Linked DNA regions of Homo sapiens: all the other regions are linked to region 4. Evidence: chromatin contacts called from ENCODE Hi-C or POLR2A ChIA-PET data. All regions are on one chromosome and are shown on one strand. Each heading gives the region's core, a stretch centred on a gene start or an enhancer-like site at or near the end of the contact. The rest is flanking DNA. Distances are from core to core; before and after follow the strand shown. Region 1 has its middle 7.1 kb from the start of NLRP3. Region 2 overlaps ZNF496-DT (ZNF496 divergent transcript). Region 3 holds the start of SCCPDH (saccharopine dehydrogenase (putative)). Region 4 holds the start of ZNF670 (zinc finger protein 670).

Region 1 (6,940 bases), core at 1,326-3,825, 330 kb before region 4:
CACCACTGCACTCCAGCCTGAGTGACAGACCGAGATCCTGTCTCAAAAAAAAATAGTTGAATATATAGAAACAGAGAGTTACCGGGGTAGAGGAAATAAAATGACGGTCAAAGGGTACGAAATTTCGGTTATGTAGGATAAATAAGCCGAGAGATCTAACAAACAGTGTGGGAACGATAGTTAAAAATATTATAAACCTGAAATTTGCTAAGAGAGATTTTAGATGTTTTTACCACCCACAAGAAAGATTATTATGTGAGATGGTGGCTATGTTAACTCATGTTAATTTGCTTGACTGCAGCAATCATTTCACTATGTATATCAAACTGCCATGTTATACACCTGAAATATGTACAATAAAATAAATATTCGCACCTTTTTCATGCACAGGCCTGTGAGTGCTCACAAGCATATAGCTACCCACCACCACAGCCCACACAGAGCACCTGCATCAGCTGCACATGCTCCCTGTGCAGCCTCTGTCCCCACCCACTGTGCTGCCACATAGTCAGCCTCTGTCCCCACCCGCAGCCCCACTTCTTCCACCTGCTAAAGCATTACCTTTTCCAGAGCATCACATAAACAGTGTGCAGCCTTTGGTGAGCGAGTCCGCTCACTTCATATGATGCCTGTGAGATTCAGATCAGTAGCTTATTCCTTTTTACTGCAGTTAAGTATTTCATGGGTTGGATAGGCCACAATTTGGTTTTCTATTCCCTAGGCAAAGGACAGTTGGGCTGTTTCCGTTTTTGGCAATCGTCAATTATGCCACTGTCACTCATGCAGCTGGCGAACTGGCTGCAATTGTGTAAGGACATCAGTCACTTGGGGCAGTGGGAAGTTCACGAGAAGCAGATGAGGTTTCCAGCCTTCGCTGCTTCACTCTCCGCTGAATGCTGCGACCACTCCTGTGGTCCGACTCCTTGCCTGCGACCCTCACCTCAGCTTTCCTGTGAGGCTCAAATAAAACAAGACCTGATCTATAATACATTATTGTAGAGAGGAAAAAATAAATAAAATAATACCTGACAGCAAAATGTAAACTGTACAGTAGTATTCAAATTGTAGGTCAGGCCAGTTTCAGTGGCTCACACCTGTAATCCCAACGCTTTGGGAGGTTTGAGGCAGGAGGATCACTTGAAGCCAGGAGGCCAAGAGCAGCCTGGGCAACATAGTGAGACCCCATCTCCACAAAAAATTAAAAAATAGACGGATGTGGTGGTGCATGCCTGTAGTACCAGCTACTCAGGACGCTGAGGTGGGAGGATCGCTTGAGCCCAGGAAATTGAGGCTGCAGTGAGCTAGGACTGTGCCACTGCACTCCAGCCTGGGTGACAGAGTGAGACCCTATATTAAAAAAATGCAGATTATGAATCTTGAAAAGATACTCTAATCATACATAAAAACTTGTCAATGAAAGACCACCATACTCTGTGTGTTATTATGCATTCTGAAAAAATTTTGTTTCAGATTTGGGAATATCAAAATCAACACAAATAAATAAGTCAACTCACAAAAGTAAAACGCGGTGATTTTCCATACATCATTCATGCAAAAAAAAATAATAATAATTTACTCTTGTACATTTAAGAAAAATAATTGCTTCCATTAAATACCCAAAGCTCACTTAAGTGGACTGGAACTCACAGCACTGAATTCCAAACTAAAATTGCATGAATGATTTCAAGTTGAAATCACCTGTGGTCCCCAGCTACTGGGGAGGCTGAGGTGGGAGGATCTTCTGAACCCAGGAAGTCAAGGCTTGCAGTGAACTGAGATTGTGTCACTGCACTTCAGCCTGGGTGACAGAGCCAAATCCTGTCTCCAAATAAATAAATAAATAAAAATACGCAAATAAATAAAAATTTAAAAAGAACTTAATCCCCCAATACAATAGTATTCAGGGGTGTGGTGTTTGTGGGGTGATTGAGTTTGTGGGGTGATGAATGGGATTCACACACTTGTAAAAGGGCTCCGGGTTCAAGGGGGTGCTCTCTCTTGCCTATCTGCCATGGGCCATGTGAGGACATGGCAACAAGGCACCATCTTGGAAGCAGAGAGCACTTCTCACCGGGCACCAAGGCCAGCGCCTTGATCCTGGACCTCACGGCCTCCAGAGCTCTAAGAAATAAATTTCTGCTCCTTAGAAATTACCCAGTCTCAGGTGTTTTGTTAGTACAAACGGACTAAGACACAAGCCCAAGTGGGATGATCTCAGGGGTGCTCAGCAAAGGCAGAGATCAGCCCAGAAGCCAGACATCCTCCCCTACTAGAGAGAACAGAAGAGATCGGAGGTGGGGAGTGCCAAAGTATCTGAGGTTACCAAGAAACAGACTGCATTTCAAACTGAAAGTGACTGGCTGATATTAAAAATGGCAATTTCACTTTCTCTCACCAGAAAAAATGTGACTAGCAGGAAGGGAAAAGGTATGAACAAAGACAAATTGGGTTTCAGAAAGTACAGTCATAACATTAGCGAGACTTTGTGAGTTCTTGTGAGGAGACGTGACCTTCCGTTGCTGCTGCTGCTCTTCCCTCTTTCCAGGGGTGACTGCTCCTCTGGGGCCTGGAGTGCTGGCGCTGAGTCAGCTTCCCCAGCTGAGGTGGGTTTTCCTAATGTGTCTATGACCCAAGAGTCCCAGGGGCCCCCGATTCCTCGACCTCTACACTTTCTGAGACACAGACTAAAAAGTGGATGGCCATCAAGAAAAAAGCTGTCAGTTCTTACTTTACGAAAGCCAAGTCCTTCATATAAGCATGCTATGTAATATGTTGGAATTGGCTTCTTCATCCCATTTATCTTCTCCTTTTCCTGTGTTCATAATCTGATCTCTAGAACCCACCAAGAGTGTTAGAGCCAGAGCCCCTTGTCTTGGTTCTTTGCCTCATCTACCTTTAAGGAATGCCTCCCAGTGCTCTCCAATATCTCTGAAAGACACATGCCAAGTTAAAGCAAATCGAGAGGACTTTATTGCAAACTCACAAAGAGAAGGAAAACAGGTAAGTATTCTTCATTACAAAAGTAATAGATAGTATGATTTTGTTTTTTGTTCATTTGTTTGTTTGTTTACTTGAGACGGAGTCCACTCTATTGCCCATGCTGGAGTGCAGTGGCGCAATCTCGGCTCACTGTAATTTCTGCCTCCCGCATTCAAGCAATTCTCCTGCCTCAGCCTCCCGAGTAGCTGGGACTACAGGCACCCACCACCACGCCCGGCTAATTTTTGTATTTTTAGTAGAGATGGGGTTTCACCATATTGGTCAGGCTGGTCTCCAACTCCTGACCTCAGGTGATCCACGCACCTCGGCCTCCCAAAGTGCTGGGATTACAGGCGCGAGCCACCACGCCCAGCCAATAGTATGATTTTTGTGAGGCATACATGGCTTGACTAAAAACCAGTGACTGAGTCACTTATATTTTATTTCATTGCTGAAATATAAACAGTTTCATATATGAGGGAATAAATTCAATCCCACCTACATTTTTTTCTTTTTCACAATTTTCGGTGCTTTTAAAAAATATTGTCTTCTTTTGAATACATTTTTAGTTGATTCATCTTTATTGTGAGGTATAGACACAAAATCTCAGTCTCACAGTATACTTACATTTCTAAGTTTGTTGCCAAGATGTAAAATCAGGGCTTTTACATAAACTAGTCAGATTTCAGGTTTCTGTTTAAAACTTAGAATTCTAGAACTAAGTCAACCACCATCCCTTCAACAAACGTGGCACCAGGAGCTTGTGCAGGCTGCCCCCACTGAGCATGGACTCAGGTTTTCCACAGTCCTCACCACTCCCTACTACCTCCTACTTTCCGTCCACACCTCTCATTTATATCGCCCACCGGAAACTCGAGGAATTGGAATTCACAGCACCTGACTTTCAACCTTGCCTTTAAACAAATAAATAATCAAAAAATAAACAATCAAGTTCCTTCATCAGAGATAAGGGACATTTGAGAGCAGTCAGTTATCTGCAGGAAAAAAAAAAAAAAACAAAAACGGTGATTTTAGTGCTCCTTGTCCATAACAGGTGGCTATGCCCAAGAGCCAAAAGGTAGAGACAACCCCAGTCTCCCGCAACAGATGAATGGAAAAACAACAAGGGCTATACACACACCACGGAATAGTCTAAAGAGAAAGGAAATTCTGACACACACTGCAACATGGACAAACCCTGAGGACATTTGCTGAGTGCGACAGGCCAGTCACCAAGGGACACACACTGTACGATTCTATGTATAGGAAGTTTCTACAGTAACCAAATTCACAGAAACAAAAAATAGAACCAGGGACAAAAAAAAACAGAGGGTGGGGGGATTGGGGAGAGAGGAATGGGGAATGAGTGCTTCATGAGTACAGAGTTTCACTTTTGCAAGATGAAAGCATTCTGGAGATTGGTTGTGCAACAATATGATTATTAAAAGTAAGAAACTGTATTTCGCTTTACCAGATATACCAATATAAATAATAAATGGACTGAATTCTTGAAATATATTTATAAGCATAGAGAAAAGAATGGAAAATACATACCACTTTTGCCTCCGAGGTCACCCTGAAAAGAGGTGACTGAGTTGGGAGAAGAAGTTTCTGCTTCACACAATTCTGTATCATCTGTTTTTTGCAAATAACATCAGCAATTTGTTAAAAAGTTACAGAAAAAGCTAAAAAGAGTTCCTGATAAAGAGGGCAGGGGGAAAGCTCTAGCCCCCGTGTCATTTCTAAAATCAACTACGAACAACAAGAAAGAGAAACAGAAAAGGAATCTCCACTTCTATGAAGACACCACTCAGTGGGGGACTGACCCCCAGGTGCTTGGCACCTGGGACTGGGAAGAGGAGGGCCAGGATGAGGGAGACCCTCTGTAGACCTTGGGGGTGGCAAAGAGAATCAAGGTTTTCCCAGGGCTGAAGCACAAACTAGTGGAGTCATCAACCCTGAGCCCCGCTCTCTTTGGAACCACAAGGTCAAGTCCACGGGCAAACCCCAAAACCTCTTTGGACACTGTGAGCAACAGCAGGAAGTGGGGAGGAAACACGGACGAGCATCTGCCAGAGCAAATGGTTGTCTGTTCCCAGTGTGGGAGAAACTGCAGGTCAAGACCAGCCTCAGCCATGCTGACACCAGTCACTGAGAAGTGCAAGTGAAATCACCCCAAATCTGTGACATGTAGGTTTTGGTGTGAGTCAAGGAGACTTCCTGTTAGTCTGGAGAGGACCACACCCCACAAAGAGGAGCAGAGAGCACAGGATGAAAGCAGGAGGCAGGACTCACGCTGCCTGCCCTGCCAGCACGTCCCCAGGCCTCGGCCTGGCACTGTTCCAGTGCCCGAACCTCGCTGTCACTCTGATGACTGGTGACGCGGATACATCCTTTATCAGAACAAGGACTTCGAGTGCATGAAATAAAACACAGAGATGACAAAGAGAATGGTAAAACATTTTTAAAGTTTGTAATATTTATGCACCAATTAATCATATCTAGCAGCGGGCCTAATAACTGGCATAATTTGAAAGTAGTGGTGACAGCAACTGACGTTTCAGCAAAACTGTAACAATATGAAGGTATCTAATTTCTAATGTGAAAAATGTATAGGACCTACTGATACTAATGGGCTGTGTCACTCACATTCATTAGAGAAAATAAAGAAGAGAACATTCTTCCCATCCAAACTCACAGATCTCCCCTGAATGATATCCACAGACTCCTTGGGGATATTTGCTAGGCCTTCTCCCAACTACTCTCCAAAACAGCGCTACTCCAGGAAAAATTCCATTATTTCAAGAACAGTGACCAATTTTTTTAAAAGAACCATCACGGAAAATATTAAAGATAATGTCAGAGAAGAAAACAAAAAGAGGAAAGGCATATGGCAGACAGAAAGATAATGGAGAACACTGAGTGATGACGGTATACCACAAAGCAGGCACAATAACGGCTCCCAAAGATGCCCATAGCCTAACCCCTGTAAACCATAAGTACTTGATGTGACGTGGCACTCTCATGATGTGACGTGGTGCTCTCATGATGTAGCGTGGTGCTCTCATGATGTGACATGGTGCTCTCATGACGTGACATGGCGCTCTCATGATGTGACGTGGCGCTCTCATGATGTGACGTGGCGCTCTCATGATGTGACATGGCGCTCTCATGACGTGACGCAGCGCTCTCATGACGTGACATGGTGCTCTCATGATGTGACGTGGTGCTCTCATGACATGATGCGACACACTCATGATGTGGTGTGGCATTCTCATGACGTAACGCGGTGCTCTAATGATGTGGCACGGTGCTCCATGAAGTGACACAGTGCTCTCATGATGTGACGTGGCGCTCTCATGACGTGACATGGTGCTCTCATGACGTGGTGTGGCACTCCATGAAGGGATGTGGCGCTCTCATGATGTCACGTGGCGCTCTCATGATGTGACGTGGCACTCTCATGATGTAACGTGGCGCTCTCATGATGTAACGTGGCGCTCTCATGACGTGGTGTGGCGCTCCATGAAGGGACGCAGTGCTCTCATGACATGGCGTGACGCTCTCATGACGTGGCGTGGTGCTCTCATGACTTGGCACGGTGCTCTTATGATGTGGCGTGGCACTCCATGATGTGACATGGCGCTCTCATGATGTGACATGGTGCTCTGGTTTGAATGCGCCCCCCACAAAGTCATGTGCTGGAAGCCTCATCACCAAGGCAATGGTGTTGGAAGGTGAGGGCCTCATAAGATGTGATTAGCTCACGAGGACACTGCGCTTATTAATGAATTAATGTCATTATCCAGGGAATGGGTTCATTATTACAAGAATAGTTCTGTTATAAAAGCAGTGGCTCATGCCTCTAATCCTACCACTTTGGGAGGCTGAGGCAGGAGGATCACTTGAGGCCAGGAGTTCGAGACCAGCCTGGTGCACACCTATCATCCCAGCTATGTGG
Region 2 (6,712 bases), core at 1,788-4,287, 260 kb before region 4:
TTCGAAACTAGCCTGGCCAACCTGGTGAAATCCCATCTCTACTAAAAATACAAAAATTAGCCGGGCATGGTGAGCACACCTGTAGTCCCAGCTACTCAGGAGGCTGAGGCAGGAGAATTGCTTGAGCTCGGGAAGCAGAGGTTGCAGTGAGCCGAGATGGTGCCACTACACTCCAGCCTGGGTGATGGAGCAAGACTCTGTCTCAAGAAAAAAAAAAATCATCTGAAGTAGCTGGGAATCTAGGTGTGAGCCACCATGCCTACTTAATTATTTGTTTTTTGTAGAGATGGTGCCTTTGCTGGTCTTTAACTCCTGGGCTCAAATGATCTGCCCACCTTAGCCTCCCAAAGTGCTGGGATTACAGGCATGAGCCACCATGCCTGGCCCACTTTGTTGCTTGAAAGACCCATTATAACATGTGACAGTGTTGATGAAAAAATGATGATACTACTGATTAAAGAACAGTTAGGCAGACTTTATTCAGGTGGCCAATGGAGATAAGTATAGGGACCACCACAGCAGTGTTTTACAGTGGGGAAGAGAGATTGGGCTCAACTCTGAACACAAGTAAAGGTGGAAATTTATAGCCAAGGAGCAGGGTGGGGGTCAGCAGAAAATTACTAAGAAGAAACACCATGGGCATGGGGATTCTGGCTGAACGGACCTAACAGGACTCTTGCTGAAGGCAGGCCATGGTGATCAGACTTTACCCGGGGGATGATGGAGGACAAGGAACCTGATCAGATATCACGGTGATCAGATACCACATCACCAGAGGCATGATGGAGGATGAGGAACTCAATCAGATATCAAGGGTGATCAGTATCAACGGTGCAGGATTCTGGCTAAACTGACTTAGCAGGATTAGACAATGTGCAGAGATAAACACAGAAGCCCAAAAATCAGGGCTTGAGAAGAGTTCAGGGAGCATGAGTAGAGTTTGGTCGAGAAAATCTTTGTCAATAGCAGTCCTGCTTTTTTTTTTTTCTTTTTTTTTTGATACAAAGTTTCCCTCTTGTTGCCCAGGCTGGAGTACAGTGGTGCGATCTCGGCTCACTGCAACCTCCGTCTCCCAGGTTCAAAGGATTCTCCTGTCTCAGCCTCCCAAGTCGCTGGGATTACAGACCTCTGACACCACGCCCAACTAATTTTCTGTATTTTTAGTAGAGACGGTGCTTCACCATGTTGGCCAGGCTGGTTTCCAACTCCTGACCTCAGGTGATCCACATGCCTCCCAAAGTGCTGGGATTACAGGTGGGAGCCATGACACCCGGCCTAGTCCTGCCTTCTTCTAACAGAATACAGCAGGAATTATCAGAGCATGTGCCTTTCTTGGGGATGCAGGCAAAAAATCATAAACTCCAGCCTGCAGAGTAAAAACCAAATTCTTCAGCATGGTGTACCGGGGGGCCTCCAGGTCTTATTGCCAAGTCTGTCACACAGTTCCCTCCAAATAGTGTTTTCAGGAGGCTTGGCCAGGCGCGGTGGCTGGCGCCTGTCATCTCAGCACTTTGGGAGGTCAAGGTGGGCAGATTGCTTGAGGCCAGGAGTTTCTGAGACCAGCCTGGCCAACACGGCAAAACCCCATCTCTACTAAAATTACAAAAATTAGCCGGGCATGGTGGTGCATGCCTGTAATTCCAGCTACTTGGGAGGCTGAGGAATGAGAGTTGCTTGCACCCGGGAGGCAGAGGTTGCAATGAGCTGATCGCACCACTCCACTCCAGCCTGGGCGACAGAGTGAGGCTCTGTCTCAAAAAAAAAAAAAAAAAACAGGCCCCACCTTTGTGTAGGTCTCCTGGATGCCCTTCCCTCTTTCTTTTAAGCTGGGGAATCCCCAATAAGCCTGAAACAAAACCTAAAAGATGCCCCCTTGGAGCCACCCCTGGCTGATGACAGGGCAGGGAAGTCCAGAGCTAATGTGGACCTGCTGATTGTCCTGCTAGTTCTTCTCCAAATGCACTGTGCCCTAGTCACCTGTAGGCTGCCCCTCCTGGCTGTGAACACCTCTGTAGGGAATGAAGCTTCTTGTTCTTGGGGTTAAGATGATACCCCAAAATGAAAACCTCAGTAGCAGCCTCAGAAGCAAATTTTCTGACCTTCTCCTGCCTTCCTGTCTCTGGCCTCTCATTTTCCCGAGGCCAACAATAGAAACTAGAATTCTTCTCCAAAGTGAAACCAGAACCCCCTTTTCCCTAAAGCCAGCCATTATACCTAAAAATATTAATCTAACTTCCCCCAACCTTCTGTATAAAAACTGACCATAAATAAATAATCTGACCTACCTTTTTTGATGGTAGGTCATAAGAACCCCCCCCACCATTCCGTAGAGGGGCTGCCCCATAGCCAGAAGACATGCTGCACAGGAAAGCCAGGAAGAATCTAAGCAGATGCCCTGCTGGCTTTCCCCACTCAGCCTGTTAGCCTTAGATCATGCCCTTTTCCCCAATCATTTCTCTGCGTTGCTATCTACACTTTGTTGAACCTCAGCATAAAAATAGACAGTTTTCCGCTGGGTGCGGTGGCTCTCGCCTGTAATCCCAGCACTTTGGGAGGCTGAGGTGGGCCGATCACCAGGTCAGGAGTTCAAGACCAGTCTGACCAACATGGTGAGACCCCCATCTCTACTAAAAATACAAAAATTAGCTGGGTGTGGTGGCATGTGCCTGTAGTCCCAGCTACTCAGGAGGCTGAGGCAGGAGAATCGCTTGAACCCAGGAGGTAGAGGTTGCAGTGAGCTGAGATTGTGCCATTGCAATCCAGCCTGGGTGACAGAGCGAGACTCCATCTCAAAAAAAAAAAAAAAAAAATAGACAGTTTTCCCTGTGTCTCTGGGCCTTCATTCTGAAGGCCTCTGAGTCATTTAGAACTATGAGTCATTAGAACTACGATCGAACAAATCTGTATGCCTTTTCTCCTATTCATCTGAATTTTGTCAGTTGATTTTTCAGCAGATCTTCAGAGGGCAATTCCCTCGGCTGCTACGCTGTCTTGTTGGTGGGAGGGGGGACTCACCAGGGAGGCATTTTGCTCCTCTCCCCGGGAGGTGCCGCCCGCCTCGTTGCATTACTGTCAGTCTCACTTATTTCATCTTCCGATTGCACCCGTGGGGTTTCCAGGTCATCCAGAATAAGCCCCACTTGCTCACGCTTGAGTGAGGCTGCTGTCTGATTTGATACCCAGTAAATGCCAAGTTGAATTAACTCAGAGGGAAAGAAAGAAAGGCACTGAGATCTGTTGGCAATTATCTCGATATTCCATGAGACAACTCAACAAAAGGCAACCAGAATTCAAAAGAGCTGATGGATCGGAGTTGGAGGACATTGTCAATTTTAACCAGTGAGGTGTGGGAACTAAAAGGCAGGGGAAAAGCAGGTCATGGGGTGTGTGCCTGTAATCCCAGCTACTTGGGAAAATCACGTGGGCCTAGGAGTTCAAGATTGCCTGGGCAATGTGGCAAGACCTCGTTTCAAAAAAAGGAAAAAGTGGGCCAGGCACGGTGGCTCACGCCTGTAATCCCAGCACTTTGGGAGGCTGAGGTGGACGGATCACAAGGTCAGGAGTTTGAGACCAGCCTGGCCAGCATGGTGAAACCCCGTCTCTACTAAAAATACAAAAAATTAGCCGGGCGTGGTGGCAGGCACCTGTAGTCCCAGCTACTTGGGAGGCTGAGGCAGGAGAATGGTGTGAACCCGGGAGGTGGAGGTTGCAGTGAGCCTAGATCGCACCACTGCATTCCAACCTGGGCGACAGAGCTAGACTCCATCTCAAAAAAAAAAAAGTGTTGGTGGGTAAAGCTGAAGGTGACAAGCTTCAAGTCTCAGTGCAGGGTTTCAGCTTTACAAGACATTTAATGTGAACAGTCTGGTAACAATCATTATAAAACAAGCAGAAAAGTAGGATGGCAGCAAGTTTCCTAAGACTGTCAGTCAAGTCAGTGGGTGTCAGAGGAAACAAGCCTCTGTTGTGTTTCCCAGGGCTGCTGTCATGATTGCCATAAACTGAGTGGCCTGAAACAACAGAGTCAGAAATCAAGGCATCTGCAGGGCCATGCTGTCTCCGAAGGCTCGGAATATGGACCCCTCCTTGCCTCCTCCTAGACTCTGGTGAGTGACAGCCAATCCGTGGTGTTCCTGACCTGGTACACATCCCTCCAGTCTCCGTCTCTATCATCTCACATGGCCTTATAGGGACACCTGTCATTGGATGTTGGGCCTACTCTAACTCATGATGACCTTTATCCAGTATCATCTTAACTTGATTACATCTGCAAATATTCTATTTCCAAATTAAGTTCACATTTTCAGGAACCAAAAGTTAGGACATAAACCATGTTAGGGGACACAATTTTACCCATTACAAGACCCTCCCTGCCACCCCCATTTGCACATGCAGTGAACTGGGCCTGAAGGAACGGGGATGGAAGAAGACTGGCAAAATTAAAAAAAACGGTAGCTACAGAGTGCTAAGGAATTCCTGCTACAGATCATGCTATGCTTATAAGATTTAGTGGCCTGGCATGGTGGCTCACACCTGTAATTCCAAGACTTTGAGAGGCCGAGGTGAGAGGATGCCTTGAGCCCAAGAGTTCGAGACCAACCTGAGCAACATAGTGAGACCTCACCTCTACAAAAAATTTAAAAACTTAGCAGGGCATGGTGGCACATGCCTGTAGTCCCAGCTACTTGAGAGGCTGAGGTGGGAGGATTGCTTGAGTCCAGGATGTAGAGGCTACAATGAGCGGTGACTGTGCCGCTGTACTCCAGCCTAGGCAACAGAGATCCTGTCTCAGAGAAATAAATAAATAAAATAAAAGACTTAGAGAAAGTACTTGGAATGTTTGGAGATAGAGAGGAATTCAGAATACTTCATGTGGGAGCACAAATAACTGGCAGGTGGCGTCTGTATTAGGGTTCTTCAGAGAAACAGAACCAGCAGGATGCAGATTGAAACACATAAATGAAGACGGTATTCATTATGGAAACTGGCTTGGATGACTGTAGAGACTGAGAAGCCTCATATATGCAATCTGCAGGCTGGAGAAGCAGGGAAGCTATTGGTGTAACTCTCGGTCCGAGGCTGAAGGCCTAAGAAACTGGGGGGCCACTGTCAGAGTATGAAGCTGCAAGAACCTGGAGCCCCAGTGTCTAAGACCAGGAGAAGGTGGGTGCTCTAGCTCAAGAAGAAAAAAGAATTCCTCCTTCATCTGCCTTTTCACTCTCTCTGGGCATTCAACAGATTGGATAATGCCAGCCCACATCAGTGAGGGCAAATCTTCATTACTCAGTCTGATTCAAATGCCAGTCTCTTTGGGAAACACCCTCACAGACACACCTGGAGTTACTCTTTTACCAGCTATCTGGTCATCCCTTAGCCCAGTCAAGTTGACACCGAAAATTAATTATTACAGTGTTCAATGGCAGAAGGGCAGATTAAGATACACTAAAATGAGAAATGTCATACACTATAAAGTTTAAAAGTTTATATGCAGCTAATAGAGGAGGAAGAAGGATTGTGATGAGCAAGCACCTGCTAAGTATCTCTAACTCTGCGCTGGGTATTTAAGTGCCAGATTTTGTTCTATCCATTTGGGCCAGGTGTATCAACAGTTTATGAATGGAAAAATTAACCCATCATCTCCCACCACTTAAGCAACACAGATAGCAAGGGGGCAGAAATAGAATTGCCCTGTATGTGGGTCTGACAGAGGGAAAATACCCAGGGTAGGGACAGCATGGCTTAAACTGCACCTTAGTGAGCAGGCTGGAGAGAGATGCTGAGGTCAGGAAGAAGTCTGTGCTCTGAGCTGGAATCAGGACACATATCAGGGTGTGAGATCCAGGATGAGGTCTGTACTCTGGGCTGGAATCAGGACACATATCAGGGTGTGGGATCCAGGATGAGGTCTGTGCTATAAGGTAAAATCAGGACACACAACAGGGTCTGGGATCCAGGATGAGGCCTGTGCTCTGAGCTGGAATCAGGACACATAACAGGGTGTGGGATCCAGGATGAGGTCTATGCTCTGAGCTAGAATCAGGACACACATCAGGGTGTGGGATCCAGGATGAGGCCTGTGCTATAAGGTGAAATCAGGACACACAACAGAGTCTGGGATCCAGGATGAGGTCTCTGCTATGAGATGGAATCAGGACACACATCAGGGTGTGGGATCCGGGGTGAGGTATGTGCTGAGCTGGAATCAGGACACATAACAGGGTCTGGGATCCAGGATAAGGTCTGTGCTCTGAGCTGGAATCAGGACACACATCAGGGTGTGGGATCCAGGATGAGGTCTGTGCTATGCTATGAGGTGAAATCAAGATATAGGTTAGGGTTTCTAAGTGGGATTGCACAGAAAAAAATAAATCTAAGACACATTGAGGCTCCCAGACTTTTTATCAATTGGCAAATACTAGATGTGAGGAGAAAAATGTGGAGTTGTCAGAGGTGACTTGAATTTCAGAAAATGCTATGGAAAGAGTAAGGTGGCAGGAAGCTGAACAGAATTGATATTTACTTGTTTTGTTTGAGACAGGGTTTCACTCTGTTGCCCAGGCTGGAGTGCAGTGGCACAATCATAGCTCACCTCCTCGGCTCAAGTGATCTTCCTGCTTCAGCCTCCCAGGTAGCTGGAACTACAAGTATGTGCCACCTTGCCCAGCTAATTTTTAAATTTTTTGTGGAGATGGGTTCTTGCTATGTTGCCTAG
Region 3 (7,640 bases), core at 4,165-6,664, 350 kb after region 4:
TACACCTGTCTTTACTGCAATCTCTGGACATAAATTGTGAAGATTTCATGGACATTTATCACTTCCCCAATCAATACTGTTATAATTTCCTATGCCTGTCTTTAATCTCTTAATCCTGTCATCTTTGTAAGCTGAGGATGTATGTTGCCTCAGGACCCTGTGATGATTGAGTTATCCGTACAAACTGTAAAACATGTGTCTTTGAACAATATGAAATCTGGGCATCCTAAAAAAGGAAGAGGATAACAGCAATTTTCAGGGAACAAGGGAGATAACCATAATGTCTGACTGCCTGCGCGACTGGGCAGAAGAGAGTCATATTTCTCTTCTTGCAGAAAGCGAATAGGAGAAATATCACTGAATTCTTTTCCCAGCAAGGAATAACCCTGGGAAAGGAATGCATTCCCAGGGGGAGGTCTCTAAAATGGCCGCTCTGGGAGTGTCTGTCTTATGCAGTTGAAGATAAGGGATGAAATACACCCTGGTCTCCTGCAGCACCCTCAGGCTTGCTAGGATTAGGAAATTCCAGTCTGGCAAATTCTAGTCAAACTGGTTGTCTGCTCTCGTACCCTGTTTCCTGTTAAGATGTTTATCAATGACAGTGCGTGCCCAGCGGGACATGGAACCTCATCAGTAATTCTAATTTTGCCCTGGCCTTGTGATCTTGCTCTGCCATTTGCATTGTGATACCGTATTGCCTTTTGAAGCATGTGATCTCTGTGACCCACTCCCTATTTGTACACTCCCTCCCCTTTTGAAATCCCTAATAAAAACTTGCTGGTTTTGCAGCTCAAGGGGCACCACGGAACCTGTCAACAAGTGATGTCACCCCCAGAGGCCCAGCTGTAAAATTTCTCTTTGTACTCTTTCTCTTTATTTCTCAGACTGGCTGACACTTAGGGAAAATAGAAAAGAACCTATGTTGAAATACTGGGGGCTGGTTCCCCCGATAATAAAGTCTTTGAAAACTGTGCCCAATAGGAAGAGGACCAGTTTTTCCTTGTAACAAGAGATATGGCAGACTACAGGGTATGATGCAGATTGGCAGACAGGTAGGTAGGTAGATAGATCTGGTGGTAGGAAGATGAAGAAAGAAATTCTGTTATTAACCAGCTTCTATTTTCATAGTTAAAAAAAAAGAAAAATAAAATCAGATAAGAACAAGGAAAGAGAGACGGGATACTAAAAGTTCAAGGAAAACAAGGTTGTGAGCTGCTTCAGAGAGCAGGAGAGAGAATTCCTGAGGGAAATAGAGCAGAGCTGCCGGAGGTGCTAAGCACCACACAACGTTTGTAAACACATATTTGAAGTGTGACCAGTTAGCAGGGGGATACATTTTTCTCCAGCCACACTGTGTTACTCATGTTCAGGTGAAGAGCAGGCAGAGAATAACCAGGGCTGGGATTTTTCCAGAGTACTGAGGAGAAAAAGGCAAGGGAGATAGATGAGGGCGTCCATTATAGAGTGCAGCAGTGGACCTCATGGATGGAATCTAAGCTAGTTAAGAATGAGATGAATCTAAATCAACAACACTTCTATTTAATAGCAATTCAAAAACCCTTTTGCTCTCAATTAAAAATTATTAATATTTTAGATATTTAATTTTTAAACATCTTGCCAACTGTGATGGCTTCTTCAGATCACTAAATGTCACCAACATTCACCTTGTTACACAGGCCAAAAGTCTGATGGCCTGTGACTTGATGACTTTTTCACAGTACAACAGCAAAAGCCGTTCTCCTTTGAAAATATACTCTGGACCTAACTACTTCTCAGCACCACTACGACCCCAGGGCTTGTGCTTGCACCATTCCATTGCTCATCCTTTGTTATCTACTTTTCCACTCAGAAGCCAAAGAACTTCCAATTTAAATCAGCTGAAGCCCTTCCTTTCAACCATTCAACGCCTCTTGGTCACACCTGGAAAAAAAATCCACATCCTGGCCATGGCCCGTAAGATCCCACATGACCCAGCTCCCGGGTTGCTCTCTGATCCACTCTCCACCTCTCTGCCATGCCCAGCCACACTGGCCTCTGTCACACTCTTCAGTCTTGCCAAGCACACTGGCATCTCAGGACCTTTGTGCCTGCTGTCCCTGGAAAAGTCTCTCCTCAAAAGGTTCATGCAATTTGCTCTCATTTCATTCAGATCTTGGCTCAAATGTCAATTCCTCACAGAAACCTTCCCTGACCATCCATCTAAAAACACCAATATGCCAGGACCTTTTCTCCTTTCTTGGCTTCACTTTTCTTCAAAGCACTTTTCATTACCTCCTATTACAATCCTATTTTTCTGTCTTCCCCAAGAACGTAATGTCCACGAGGGATTTTCTGTTTTGTTCACCATTGTGTCCCAGGTGCCTACAATAGTGCATTTCACATGTGGTAAGCATCAATAAATATTTATTCAATAAATGAGTCGTTTTTTAGTCTTCTTTTTGTGCATTTAAAAAATATATTTACCCAGTAGTACAAGAATATAATTTATAAATAAAAAATATACTAGGGAGACACACTCAAACATTTTTTACCGAAGGGGTATATAGTAAAAAGGAAAGAAAATTCTGACAATCACAGATGTAACCAATCAACAAGCCAGCACACATGCCCTAAGGAGAACGTCATGGAGAGCCTGTCACTCACTCTCTCAGGAGACTTTGGTCATCTCCAGCTGCTCCTCGCAAGAAGAAAAAACTCCCCATATGGGGTTAAGGCCTTCAACCAACAATTCTGTCCTCTGTCCTTATGTTCCTCTGGAATATTTTGCTAGAAATGAATGGATTGTTTGTTCTGATACAAAGAAGGGTTGATTACTTACTGGTCCTACGCAATTGAGGACAACTGTTGCCTGTTTAGCCATTTCATCAAGCGAGGCTGGATTAGCAATATCACAGATGATGATTCCAACTTCAGATGACAGTGTTGGTCTTCCTAAAATAAGAAACAAATGAAGGAAAGTAAATCCCAGTAGAGGATTATATCTTCCTTATCTTCTTTTTACAGTAATCAGTGACAGCAAATTACTAAATACACTGATATGCTGAAAGCTAGCTCTCCTGCTTAGACAAAAGATAAAACTGTTTTTAATCAGGTAATACAAAAGGAAAAAATTATGAGGAAAACTGAGTTAACACTAAGAGTTACTAAAAAACTGACCTTTTAAAAAAAATCGAATCAAAGCGTTGTGTAAATAACAACCCTGTGTAACATGACAATTTCACAATCAAGTTTAAATGCTGAGCAGATAACTATCCAGACTTCCTCTCCAACAAGAAATTTATGTCATAAAATAGTTTCTTGGCCAGGGGCAGTGGCTCAGCACTTTGGAAGGTCAAGGTGCAAGGATCTCTTGACCTCAGGAGTTCCAGACCAGCTTGGGCAACATAGCAAGACCTTGTCTCTACTAAAAAAAAAAAAAAAATTATCTGACATGGTGGCATAGCCTGTAGTACCAGCTACTCAGGAGGCTGAGGCGGTAGAATCACTTAGACACAGAGGTCAAGGCTGCAGTGAGCTGTGATCACGCCACTGTACTCCAGCCTGGGTGGCAGAATGAGAACTTGTCTTTAAAAAAATAAAGTTTCTCATCAACCACTAAACAATTACTATGATCCAATTGTAGGTGATGGAGAGTTTCGGACTGACTGTTAACATCAAAACCATCAGGGCTGGGTGCAGTGGCTCACGCCTGTAATCCCAGCACTTTGGAAAGCCGAGAAGGGTGGATCACGAGGTCAGCAGATCGAGACCATCCTCACTAACACGGTGAAACCCCGTCTCTACTAAAAAAATTAGCAGGGCGTGGTGGCGGGCGCCTCTAGTCCCAGCTACTCAGGAGGCTGAGGCAGGAGAATGGCAAACAAACAAACAAAAAACAAAAAATTAGAACTCTGAGGTGAAAAGCACACGCTATATAAACACACACAGGCTCATAAGAAAATAATTGGAATTAACTGGCTCAACTAAGTGATGCAGGTTTCAATAGGTGAAGGTATATCCCCCCACAATGAAACTTGATTTGGGCATTATATATGATAAGTGACTAGGCTGTACCGGTACGATCTTGCTGAGCCGAAAAAAGAAATGGAAGCATATATTTTCATAGTAAAATTACTTCTGTTGGAAAAATAACGACCAAAAAGCTCTTTGGTCAGAATTACGTGTTGGTAGTGTCAGCACCAAAAGCTGTAGGAGAGTCCAGCCTACGTGGTGTCTTCTGTACATAACCACGAACAAAAGCACTCCGAGCAGGGCATTGTATGAAAGTAGATTAAACAGAAAGAATGTAGTATTTCCAGAACTCTAATGGGTGTCTGTATAAGGGAAATCTACGGGAGTTAATAGCCAAATTTAAAGGCTACGGAGTCGTAAGTCAGATGTCTCCCCAGCCATGAAGGCAGCAGGATCCGTGTGTCTGTCTCCTCTCTGTCCCATCCTGCACCCCAGACTCGGGACAGGTCTTAGCATGGACAACGTCACTCAATAAATATATGCTCCTTCAATGCTTAGAGAATCAATAAATATATGCTACCTGAATGCTTAGATTATCAATAAATATATGCTACCTGAATGCTTAGATTATCAATAAATACATGCTACCTGAATGCTTAGAGAATACGTAAGCGTCTAAACCAGAAATACACACTTTTTATTCTCTGAAGAGGAAGACTGCTGGAGTATTCTTACACACAAAACAAGAAACTAAAACAGAATAGCCACAAAGACACTGTCAGTACAACTCGTAAGCTTGCTCTCCCGTCCTCAAAACACGAGGCAAAGGGAGACTCCGATCTCCAAGAGACCAAAGCCCTCCTCTCCTCTCCGACCAAACATCTAGAAACCCGCAGATTCAACAGGTGCCCCCGCTGCGGGGCAGGATGAAGCAGAGAGAGGGACAACTCAAGTTCTTGACCATTTCGCCAGGGGAGCTCCCCAAACTGAGGCAGAAATGCAAAAAGCGGGAAAGAGGAGAAGGAAAGAAAAAAAAATGTGTGTGTATATTATACACGCACGCGCACACACACATATAGTTAAGGAGGTGGGACAAAGCTATGGCAGTATTTGAAACATCTCTCCCTCTCCTCTTCTTGTCCTCACGCAGGGCTCGGGGACACGTAGGGCGCATCCCTGCGGGAGAAACGCTCGTTTGGGGCGATGCGGGGTCCCCGGCCCAGCCGCCCGCGCAGCCCCGTCCCGCCCCGCCGCTGTACCCAGCTTCAGGGCCGCCTTCTCCAGCACCCGCTGCAGCTTCTCCCGGGAGCGGCCCGCCACGGCCCAGGGCAGGCGGGAGCTCCGCTCCGGGTCCACCTGCTCCCGGGCCACCTCCTCGGTCACGAACTGGCCGGTGAAGCCAGACGCGCCGAACACCACCAGGTGGAAAGGCCTCTGCTCGGTCGCCATGACGAGTCCACAGCGAGCCCAGGCCCCGGGGCGGGTGGAGTCCACGGCGCCTGCGCCTCAGGCAGCGACCCCAGTACCCGGCGCAGCAACGGCCGCCGTCGCCGCAGCCAGCGCGCCGGGCTCCCTTCACCCCGCGCGCGCCGCCGCGCCAGGGCCGCGCCCACGCCCACGCCGCCTCGCGCGGGAGCCGCGGGTGAGCGGCTTGCTTGGGAGGCTTCCGACGGGAGGTTTCCTAGGGCGGTGGCCCTGGGGGCGAGTCCGCTTCCAAGCCTGGCAGGCGCGGACGGCGGCCCCTAATTCCGTGCGGCGGTTTGTTCTGCAGGGCTCTGGCCGCCCCGGGCAGCGCATCTTCTAGCCCTGCTGGAAGCTGGAGGCGGCAGCCGGTTGTCCTTGTTGCACGTGGGGGTGGAGCAAAGAGTGCGAGAAAATCTGCGGATGGCCTCGGGGATGGCCCACCCCGAGAACCCTTGAGCTTGCTTGCTTTCTTCCTTTCTTTCTTCCCTTTTTTCCCTTTCTTTTCTCTTTTCTGTTTTTGAGATGGAGTCTCACTCTGTCGCCCAGGCTGCAGCGCAGTGGCGCGATCTCGATTTACTGCAACCTTCGCCTCCTGGGTTCAAGCGATTCTGCCTCAGCCTCCCGAGTAGCTGGGATTACAGGGGAGCGCCCCCACGCCCTGCTAATTTTTGTGTTTTTAGTAGAGATGGGTTTTCACCTTGTTGGCCAGGCTGGTCTCGAACTCCTGACCTCAGGTGATCCACCCACCTCGGCCTCCCAAAGGGTCGGGATTACACGCATGAGCCACTGCACCCAGCCCATTCCTGATTTTTAAAAACTCTCATTAAAATAGGAATAAATGAATGCTTTTAAAAATTTTGAAATATATGTCTTGCAAAAAAGGTACAGCCAATAACAAATATGTACCCTCAACACAGCTTAAGAAAAATATTCCAGATAGCGAGGCTTCCAGGTATTCATTCCTGAACACATTTCCTTTTGCGTCCCCAAGACGGCCACTTGCCTGAATTTAGTGTTTATTATTCCTATTCCTATCTTTCTGCTTGTTATATATGTATGTATTTATAAATATTATAGTACCGTTTTGCATATTTTGAATATTTTGTAAATGTCAATCCTGCAGCTTTCTTATTTGGTCATGATGTCGTGAACTTATTCCCAAATGATTCAGAATAAAAAAAAATGTCTGTGATACGTGTGTGGAGAGAGGGAGAGAGAGAGAAATACACCAAATTCTACAATGCTTTTGTACAATGTTGTATAGTGCTTTTGTGCAATATAATACAAAGAATGCTACAATAAAATTCTTGTACCTTTCTCCTAAAGCACCTGTGCGAAAGTGTATTGAATATGTGTCAGGAATGAAAATGGTTGGTGCTAGAATATCCATATTTGAGTTATCTCACTGCTCTTTAAAGCACATGCACTAATTTTCGCTCTCAGCGGGATACAAGAATCCTCTTGCTTTACGTGCTTGTCAGCACTTGGTATTCTCAGACTTCATGCTTGTCCATCTGGTGGGTGTAAAGTAGTAAGCATTCAAGTATTTATTAAACACTTAACTATATACTGGGCACTAGGAATAAAGTACTGGGGATATGGCAACAAATAAAGCCCCTGCCCTCAAGAAGTTTACATTCTAGTGGAGTAAACAGTCACTAAAAAATAATCTTACAGAGCCAGGTACAGTGGCATGCACTTTTAGTCCCAGCTACTTGGGAGGCTGAGGCAGGAGGATTGCTTGAACCTAGGAGTTGGAGGTTATAGTGAGCTACACTCCAGCCTGGGTGACAAAGTGAGATATTGTCTCTAAAAAGAAAATAAAAACAAAAGAAAACAAAAAACCCTAAAAAAACAGAATATATATATATATATATATATATATATATATATATATATATATATTTTGTTTTTTGGGAAGCATGCTTGCTATGGTTTGGATGTTTGGCCCCCCCAAATCACATGTTGAAATGTAATCCCCAGCATTGGAGGTGGGGCCTGGTGGGAGATGTTTGGGTCATGGGGGTGGATCCCTCATGAATGGCTTGGTGCCATCCCCAGGATAATGAGTATGTTCTCTCTGCATAAGTTCATACAAGAGCTGGTAGTTGAAAGAGCACTCATCCTTCTCTCTCTTGGTCTCTCTCTCACCATGTGATACATTGGCTCCATTTCACCTTCTGCCACGATTGGAAGCTTCCTGAGGCCTCACCAGAAGCAGATGC
Region 4 (7,052 bases), core at 900-3,399:
GGCGACAGAGCGAGACTCCGTCTCAAAAAAAAAAAAAAGACAAGAAAACATAAAAATAGAAGAAAACGTTGATAAATATTTCTACAAGCTGTGAGGATAAATCGGGCTTATGACTAAAACCAAGAAATATTAAATTAAAACATTGATAAAGATACAATATAAAACCAGAATATTGTGAGTGTTAGGAAACGCCATAAGCCAAGTAAAAAGGAAAATGCCAAATGGTCATCTTTTTGCAACGTATATAACAGAAAAAGGGAAGCACACAGTTTCTGTCTGCTCCAGAAAATAAGAAAGCTCTCAAAACATATGGTACAAGGACAAAGGAGGCAATGTATAGAGCCCCTCACTTACGATGGGACAATTTGGCCGGGCGCGGTGGCTCACGCCTGTAATCCCAGCACTTTCGGAGGCCGAGGTGGGTGGATCACCTGAGGTCAGGAGTTCCAGACCAGCCTGGCCAATATGGTGAAAGCCTGTCTCTAGTAAAAATACAAAAATTAATCAGGCGTTGTGGTGGGTGCCAGTAATCCCAGCTACTCAGGAGGCTGAGGCACGAGAATCGCTTGAATCCGGGGGGCAGAGGTTGCAGTGAGCCGAGATCATGCCACACTGCACTCCAGCCTGGGCAACAGAGTGAGACTCGGTCTCAAAAAAAAAAAAAAAAAAAAGGGATAATTTGAGCTCAAAAAATAGATACAGACTGCAGTGTATGGAATCTCATTAAATACACAAAAAATAAGGTTAGAAAAAAGTCACTCACATTTTTTTTGTTTGCTGAGGCCACGCCGTCATTGTTATGACAATTGATTAAAGGGAGAATCAAGCTTTTATTCTTCCTTTCCTAATAGGGTAGGTTTTAATGTAATGGAGAGAGTTCATGAGAAAACGCCATTTTTAATAGAAGAATGAGAACTAATACCTGTAGAGAAAATAATTAGAAAACCACTATTTGGCAACTCTCACTGAGATAAGTGAAATTAAGAAATAGTAATCAATAAATAATGAACAGTTACATGAAAGGAACAGGCAGACATTCCCGAACAACCTTAAAATAAAGTGGTAAAACCAGACACGTGTATCCAAATGTGCAGGCTGAATTGAAACATGCTGGAAGCTTAATATATAGAGTGATTTTTCATTAATAATATATCGATTGTAAGGCCGTCTGAGCAGGCTGCGCCATGGTCAAGCCATTGTGATCCCTGTGACCCACACGTGTACATCCAGAAGGTCCTGGAGCCAGAAAGTCTGGGACAACAGGAAAACCACAAAGGAAGAAAAACGGCTAGTTTCTGTCTTAGCTGATTAGCCAACCTTGCAGCATTTTACCGTTGTGACGTGCACTACCCTAACTGATCAATCAGCCTAGTGACACTGTGACCCCTCCCTCTTGTGACAATGTACTTTGTGACATTCTTCCCCCGCCGGTAATAAACGGCCCCTGACTGTAACTTTCCACTGCTTACCCCTCACCTATAAAACTAACTCCAATCCCACGACCCTCCGCTGACCCTCTTTTCGGACTCAGCCCGCTCGCACCCGAGTGAGTAAACTAGCCTTGCTGCTCACACTTAACCTGTTTGGGTAGTCTCTTCAATTAGGCGCGAGCTTAACATCGATCATATATTGAAACAATATTTTTGGATATATTTGGTTAAATAAATCATTGTAATCAATTTCACGTGTTGTTTTCTTTTCTATTGCTACTGGAACACACGCGGCTCACATTTTATTTCTATGGGGCGTTGCTACCTGAGAGGACATTGTCTTTTCAAAATTCAAGCTGCCTCTAATCCCACTAGAAGCAAGAAAAAAAAAAAAATTCAGGCTGCCTCCTCAAAAGACCAGAGGCCAGGAAGGTTGTGAAATCTGAAATTTTAGAATAATTGTCATCATAGTGTTTCCAATTGTAAATATCACAAATATTACTCATAAATGGACATAATCCTGTGTATGAGCTTGAATGGGAAAGTCCCCCGGGGGGCGCCAGGTCTCAGCACAGGGCAGAATCCATGCCTTAGAAAAGGACTGCAGGGAAAGAACCTGGCCTCACTCAGCGCCGTGTCTGATTGCATCTCCCGTCACTCAGGACTGAAGGGGCGGGGCCTAAGGCCCTGTCCAATCGGGCGCTGGGAAGGGGACTGTACTCTCAAGCGCGCCGCGAAAGGAGGGAGCAGCTTCCGGGACCTGGCGCGGCTTTTGTGTTGGGCAGCGCGAATGTGGCGAGCTCGGTGCGTCTCCGCTGCTCCTTCCCCTTATCCCTGGGAGGTCCAAGTGGTCCCGCGGCAGCTTCTGTTGCTCTGGGACCTGCAGGTCCCGGAAGGTCCTTAGGGAGGACCCCAGACACCGGAGACTGGGAAATGGTGAGTGTGCCGGCCAGGTGTCTCGGGAAGGGGAAAAGGGAACCGCCAGGAAGCGGTTGTGGCGAACCCGGACCTCCCCGCGGTGCCGACCCGAGTTTCCGCCGGCGCCTCGCGGCCTTAGTGGCACAGGATGCGGGGCTGGACCCGCAGCCAGACCCCGGGCCGCCTGGCTTGTCCCTGCCCCGCCGCTTCGGCCAGGCCCGGAACCCTTTCTGGGCAGCTCTGCCTCTGTAGACCCGCATCTCCCTCGGATCGTGCGGTGCCGACGGGAGGGTCCTCAGGGGAGAGTCCCGACTTGGGGTTCGGGGTTCCTGCGTGGGAGGAGCTGTGGTCTGTGAAGTCTCCAAATCCTCCTTTCTCCTGTTAGAAAGAAAACTGAGGCGCCGTTAAAATATTAAGGAGTTTATTTGAGCAGAGAGTCGTGAGTTAGGAAGCCACCAGCGTGGTTTGTGGTTTGGGGAAGGAAAGGGTTTTTTGTAAGGAACCCGAGGAAGCAAACCCAATTAAATAATTGATCGTGTACAGTTATGTAGTCACCCCATATAGACTGTGCAGCCAGATATCTCCTGGTTATGTAACCAGAGGTTAATTGGTGGGTTCGTGGTTGTTTAAGGCTGTTTTGTTTCCCTTTAAGTTATTAATTTACAAGACAAGCATGAGTTACGTTTTGGTTGGTTGTTTATTCATTCATGTGTGTATGTACATGTGTATGATGGAGTCTTGGACTCGGGCTCAAGCGATCCCCCCACCTCAGTCTCCCTAGTGCCTGTGTTTAATTATTTTCACATAACACTCCACATTTCTAAGTGTATGGCAACAGGATCTCACATCAACGACCCTGTTCCCACAGCCTAACTCTTCTGGGGCTTGTAGTAAAACCCTAAATTTCCAATTCTTTTCCTATATTCAAATGCAACATTATCAAGTATTTGTCTTTTATTGTACATTTCATACAGATGAAGTGTGTTATTTTTTTCAGAGTAGTGAGTCGTTCTGAAAATATTTGTTTTCACTCTTAAAATATTTCTGAACATTACACATGAGTGGAAAGCAGAAAATAATCACCTGACAGTTAATTGTAGAAAAAAAAAGTCTTTGTGCATCTCCTAATTTTATCTTTTTTGAGTGTGCACATCTTACCAGAGTATCTTTGGGGTGAAGTTCCCTTTTGGAAACTTTAGAGGGTGATATGTCCTCAGCCACCCTTATATCTTTTCTTGGTCCTCTGTTTAGCAGCCAGATCTCTTGGAGTGTCTAATGAATACCTTCTCCTGGGTCATCTCCTCACAGAGGACAGTTTAAAATATGGAAGTAGAGCCTCTCCAGGCAGCATCTGGGTGCCCTGGAGTTGAGAGACGTCTCCTAGTATACTCTTCGTTTAAAAAACAAATCCCTGGTGCATTGGGATTTTCTTCCTCCAACCCCAGTTTTCATCATTCCTTGGAGACACGTTGGTGGCAGCCAGTCAGATGCTGGTATTAAGGGAAAAATCTAGAAATGATTCCTGCGCTCTGGATTTTCTCGGACTTGGGAAAGGAGAAAAACTATCTCAAAGGACAAGGAATACCCACCCCAGTGAGGTGGTGCAAGAACCAGAAAAGCACCATCATCAGAATTATGTAAGAAGAGAGTTGGCTGGGCGTGGTGGCCCACGCCTGTAATCCCAGCATTTTGGGAGGCCAAGGGAGGCAGATCACTTGAGGTCAGGAGTTTGAGACCAGCCTTGCCAGTATGGCAAAACACTGTCTCTACTAAAAATACAAAAATTAGCCCAGTCTGGTGGTGCATGCCTGTAATCCCAGCTACTCAGGAGGCTGAGGCAGGAGAATCGCTTGAGGCCAGGAGGTGGAGGTTGCAGTGAGCTGAGATGGTGCCACTGCACTCCAGCCTGGGTGACAGAGGGAGACTCAGTTTGAAAAAGAAAAAAAAAAAAAAGAGAGTTTATTCTAAAGTATTGCAATGGGGAAAAACACCAGGTATAAGAGCTGCAAGCATGTTAAAGTTTAGGCAGAAAAGGGCTTAGAAATTCAGGCACACAGGCCAGGTGCGGTGGCTCACGCCTGTAATCCCAACACTTTGGGAGGCCGAGGCGGGCGGATCACGAGGTCAGGAGATCGAGATCATCCTGGCTAATGTGATGAAACCCCATCTCTACTAAAAATACAAAAAATTAGCCGGGCATGGTGGCGGGCGCCTGTAGTCCCAGCTACTCAGGAGGCTGAGGCAGGAGAATGGCGTGAACCTAGGAGGCAGAGCTTGCAGTGAGCTGAGATCACGCCACTGCACTCCAGCCTGGGTGACAGAGCAAGACTCCGTCCCAAAAAAAAAAAAAAAATTCAAGCACACAGTGGGGCACAGTACAGTGTCTCCTGGGAGGGTGGTCATTGAGTATTTCTGTGAGGAGAATGGGCCTGTGAGGATCTCCAAAGTGATGCAGTGACCTGACCTGACTCTTGACCCAGAGATGTCTGTGTTCTGCCAGCATGACCCCTCCCTGAGTTTATTGCCTTGAAAAGATTTATTCACTTAGTTCAGTTTCAGTTTTTCATTAACTTTAAAATATGTTTTATTCAGAGAGCTTGAAAGATTAAAAAAAAATATTTCCAAAGAGACAAGAAGGAGGTGGATTTCAAGGGGGCAAAAATCTATTCATATTCCATTTGTTAAAAATTCTTGTTAACCTTTTTCTTCCCAAGAGTGAGTGTAGTAAGTTTCTCAAGTCTGTTCTTTTTTGAAGGAGATTTCAAATGGAATTCTAGGACTTTGCTTTGGGAATGTGTATTAGTTTGTTTTCATGCTGCTGATAAAGACATACCTGAGGCTGGACAATTTATAAGAGAAAGAGATTTAAAGGACTTATATTTCCACATGGCTGGGGAAGCCTGACAATCATGCGGAAGGCAACAAGGAGCAAGTCACGTCTTACGCGGATGGCTGCAGGCAGAGAGAGAGAGAGCTTGTGCAGGGAAACTCCAGTTTTTAAAACCATCAGATCTCATGAAACGTATTCGCTATCACCAGAACAGCAGGGGAAAGACCTGCCCCCATGATTCAATTACCTCCCACCACGTTCCTGCCACATGTGGGAATTGTGGGAGTTACAATTCAAGATGAGATTTGAGTAGGGACACAGCCAAACTATATCAAAATGTTACCAGGGAAAAATATGAAAAATCTCTTTTCCATTATGGCTGCAGAAAAATGAATACATTTCCACAAGCAAGTGTTGTAGATAAATTGGTGAATTATAAATATTTATCAAAACATCAGTGCCTCCTTTTTGCAGGGTGGAGAATTTATAACAGTGGATAACCCTGTTTTTTATCCTGTTATCTGGACATTGGAGTTTAATGCTAAGTTTTATGGGATAGGACTTGGCAACTCCTGGAGATGATTTGTTATCATGGAAATAATAAATAAATGACATATTTATTATATGATAGGGATAGATACTTTGGCTTTTCCAGTTGAGGTATTAAACGTAAGTGCCTCACTCAGTTCTTCCTTGGGAGCCTCCCTTTACAGATGTCCCAGCCTGCTCACCTCAGCCATGAAAGGAGCTCTTTATATTGAGAGAAGCTACAGAGTTCTGGAAATCTGGTGTTCACAGGTGGATGTGGTTGGGCCTGGATTGAAAGGATGAGATCCCCTTTTTAAGGGTGTAATTTTCATTGTCCTGGCATTCTTTCTAGACATTATTCAATAAAGCAGGGGTCCCCAACCCCTGGGCCATGGAGCAGTACCTGTCGGTGGCCTGTTAGGATCCAGGCCATGCAGCAGGAGGTGAGCAGCAGGTGAGTGAACATTACCACCTGAGCTCCTTCTCCTGTCAGATCAGTGGTGGCTTTAGAATCTCAGAGGAGCACGAACCCTACTGTGAACTGTGCATGGGAGGGATCTAGGTTGTGTGCTCCTTATGAGAATCTAATGCCTGATGATCTGAGGTAGAACAGTGTGGTCCCAAAACTATCCCCACCATCCATGGAAAATCTGTGTTCTATGAAACTGATCCCTGATGCCAAAAAGGTGGGGAACTGCTGCAATAAAGTAAATTCAGAATTATGTAAGAAGGGAGTTTATTCTGAAGTATTGCAATGAGGAAAAACACTGGGTATAACAGTGGCAAGCATGTTAAAGGTTAGGCAGAAAAGGGCTTTCTTTCATAGGAAGGAGCAAACTAGATTAGAAAAAAGAGGAGAGGAAGAGGGCCGGATGGATTCTAGATCAGAGAACATTTCACCCTGAGGTCAGCCTGTTCACAGGAGAGGCATAAAGAGGGGTTGTATGTTGGCTCAGGCTGAGGGTATATCAGAGTTCAGGGGCCTGAGGGAAGGAGGGAAACTTAAGTAAAATTTGGTTAGCAAGTATTTTGTTCTGACCACTGAAGACAAATTTGGTCAGCTAATTAGTTAAGAGGCGAAAAAAAAATTACGCTGTCTGTTTCTGGCTTTATTGTACGTAAAGGAAGCATCATCTAAGTCATAATGAGAAGGTGTTTGTTTTCACCAAGCTGTTCCTGGAGAACACAAAGAATGTTTTTGTTGTTTGTTTTTTAACTTGCATATATTTAACAGGATTACCTACTCACCCCATCTTCCCCTGCTATGTTCCCGTGTCCTCTACAACTCTTCCATTGAGTTGTTCCTGAGTCACATCTTGTATAATACACTGGTAAACATCAGTAAA

The links. Hi-C counts contacts between places; a loop is a spot of excess contacts on that map. ChIA-PET counts read pairs that join two places held with the same protein, here RNA polymerase II (POLR2A). Pooled maps may share reads with other maps.
Region 1: a loop to region 4 is called in a map with no recorded cell type, with 10 times the contacts of the local background. The contact joins the enhancer-like site here to the promoter of ZNF670 in region 4. A Hi-C loop is called at or near these places in 1 of 37 single-sample maps with no recorded cell type and 9 of 50 pooled maps.
Region 2: a pooled map shows a loop between it and region 4 (6-fold over the local background). The contact joins the enhancer-like site here to the promoter of ZNF670 in region 4. A Hi-C loop is called at or near these places in 9 of 168 maps with a recorded cell type or tissue (CD4-positive, alpha-beta memory T cell, CD8-positive, alpha-beta T cell, PC-9 and 6 more), 23 of 37 single-sample maps with no recorded cell type and 27 of 50 pooled maps. POLR2A ChIA-PET finds 5 or more read pairs at or near these places in 6 of 52 experiments (K562, MCF 10A, WTC11 and 3 more).
Region 3: a pooled map shows a loop between it and region 4 (5-fold over the local background). The contact joins the promoter of SCCPDH here to the promoter of ZNF670 in region 4. A Hi-C loop is called at or near these places in 2 of 37 single-sample maps with no recorded cell type and 7 of 50 pooled maps. POLR2A ChIA-PET finds 5 or more read pairs at or near these places in 4 of 52 experiments (BJ, H1, K562 and 1 more).

What each region holds. Positions count from the first base shown.
Region 1 is chr1:247,405,631-247,412,570 of GRCh38, reverse strand. No RefSeq gene overlaps it. Among named protein-coding and RNA genes, the nearest start is that of NLRP3, 7.1 kb to the left of the region's middle. RefSeq lists enhancers at 1,995-2,054, 2,165-2,214. Within about 2 kb of position 2,575, at least 4 of the 41 ENCODE cell types and tissues checked have a DNase peak (open chromatin) inside an H3K27ac peak, as active enhancers do.
Region 2 is chr1:247,339,268-247,345,979 of GRCh38, reverse strand. The region is part of intron 1 of ZNF496-DT (ZNF496 divergent transcript); the gene reads right to left. Among named protein-coding and RNA genes, the nearest start is that of ZNF496-DT, 11 kb to the right of the region's middle. Within about 2 kb of position 3,037, at least 4 of the 41 ENCODE cell types and tissues checked have a DNase peak (open chromatin) inside an H3K27ac peak, as active enhancers do.
Region 3 is chr1:246,722,183-246,729,822 of GRCh38, reverse strand. It overlaps SCCPDH (saccharopine dehydrogenase (putative)), which reads right to left and starts at 5,414. Exons shown (of 12, transcript NM_016002.3): 1 at 5,211-5,414; 2 at 2,819-2,931. The coding sequence starts at 5,400. RefSeq lists silencers at 130-330, 5,061-5,270, 5,371-5,440, 5,481-5,610 and an enhancer at 5,821-5,980.
Region 4 is chr1:247,073,908-247,080,959 of GRCh38, reverse strand. It overlaps ZNF670 (zinc finger protein 670), which reads left to right and starts at 2,149. Exons shown (of 4, transcript NM_033213.5): 1 at 2,149-2,366. The coding sequence starts at 2,364. It overlaps ZNF670-ZNF695 (ZNF670-ZNF695 readthrough (NMD candidate)), which reads left to right and starts at 2,149. Exons shown (of 7, transcript NR_037894.2): 1 at 2,149-2,366. RefSeq lists silencers at 2,115-2,184, 1,973-2,286.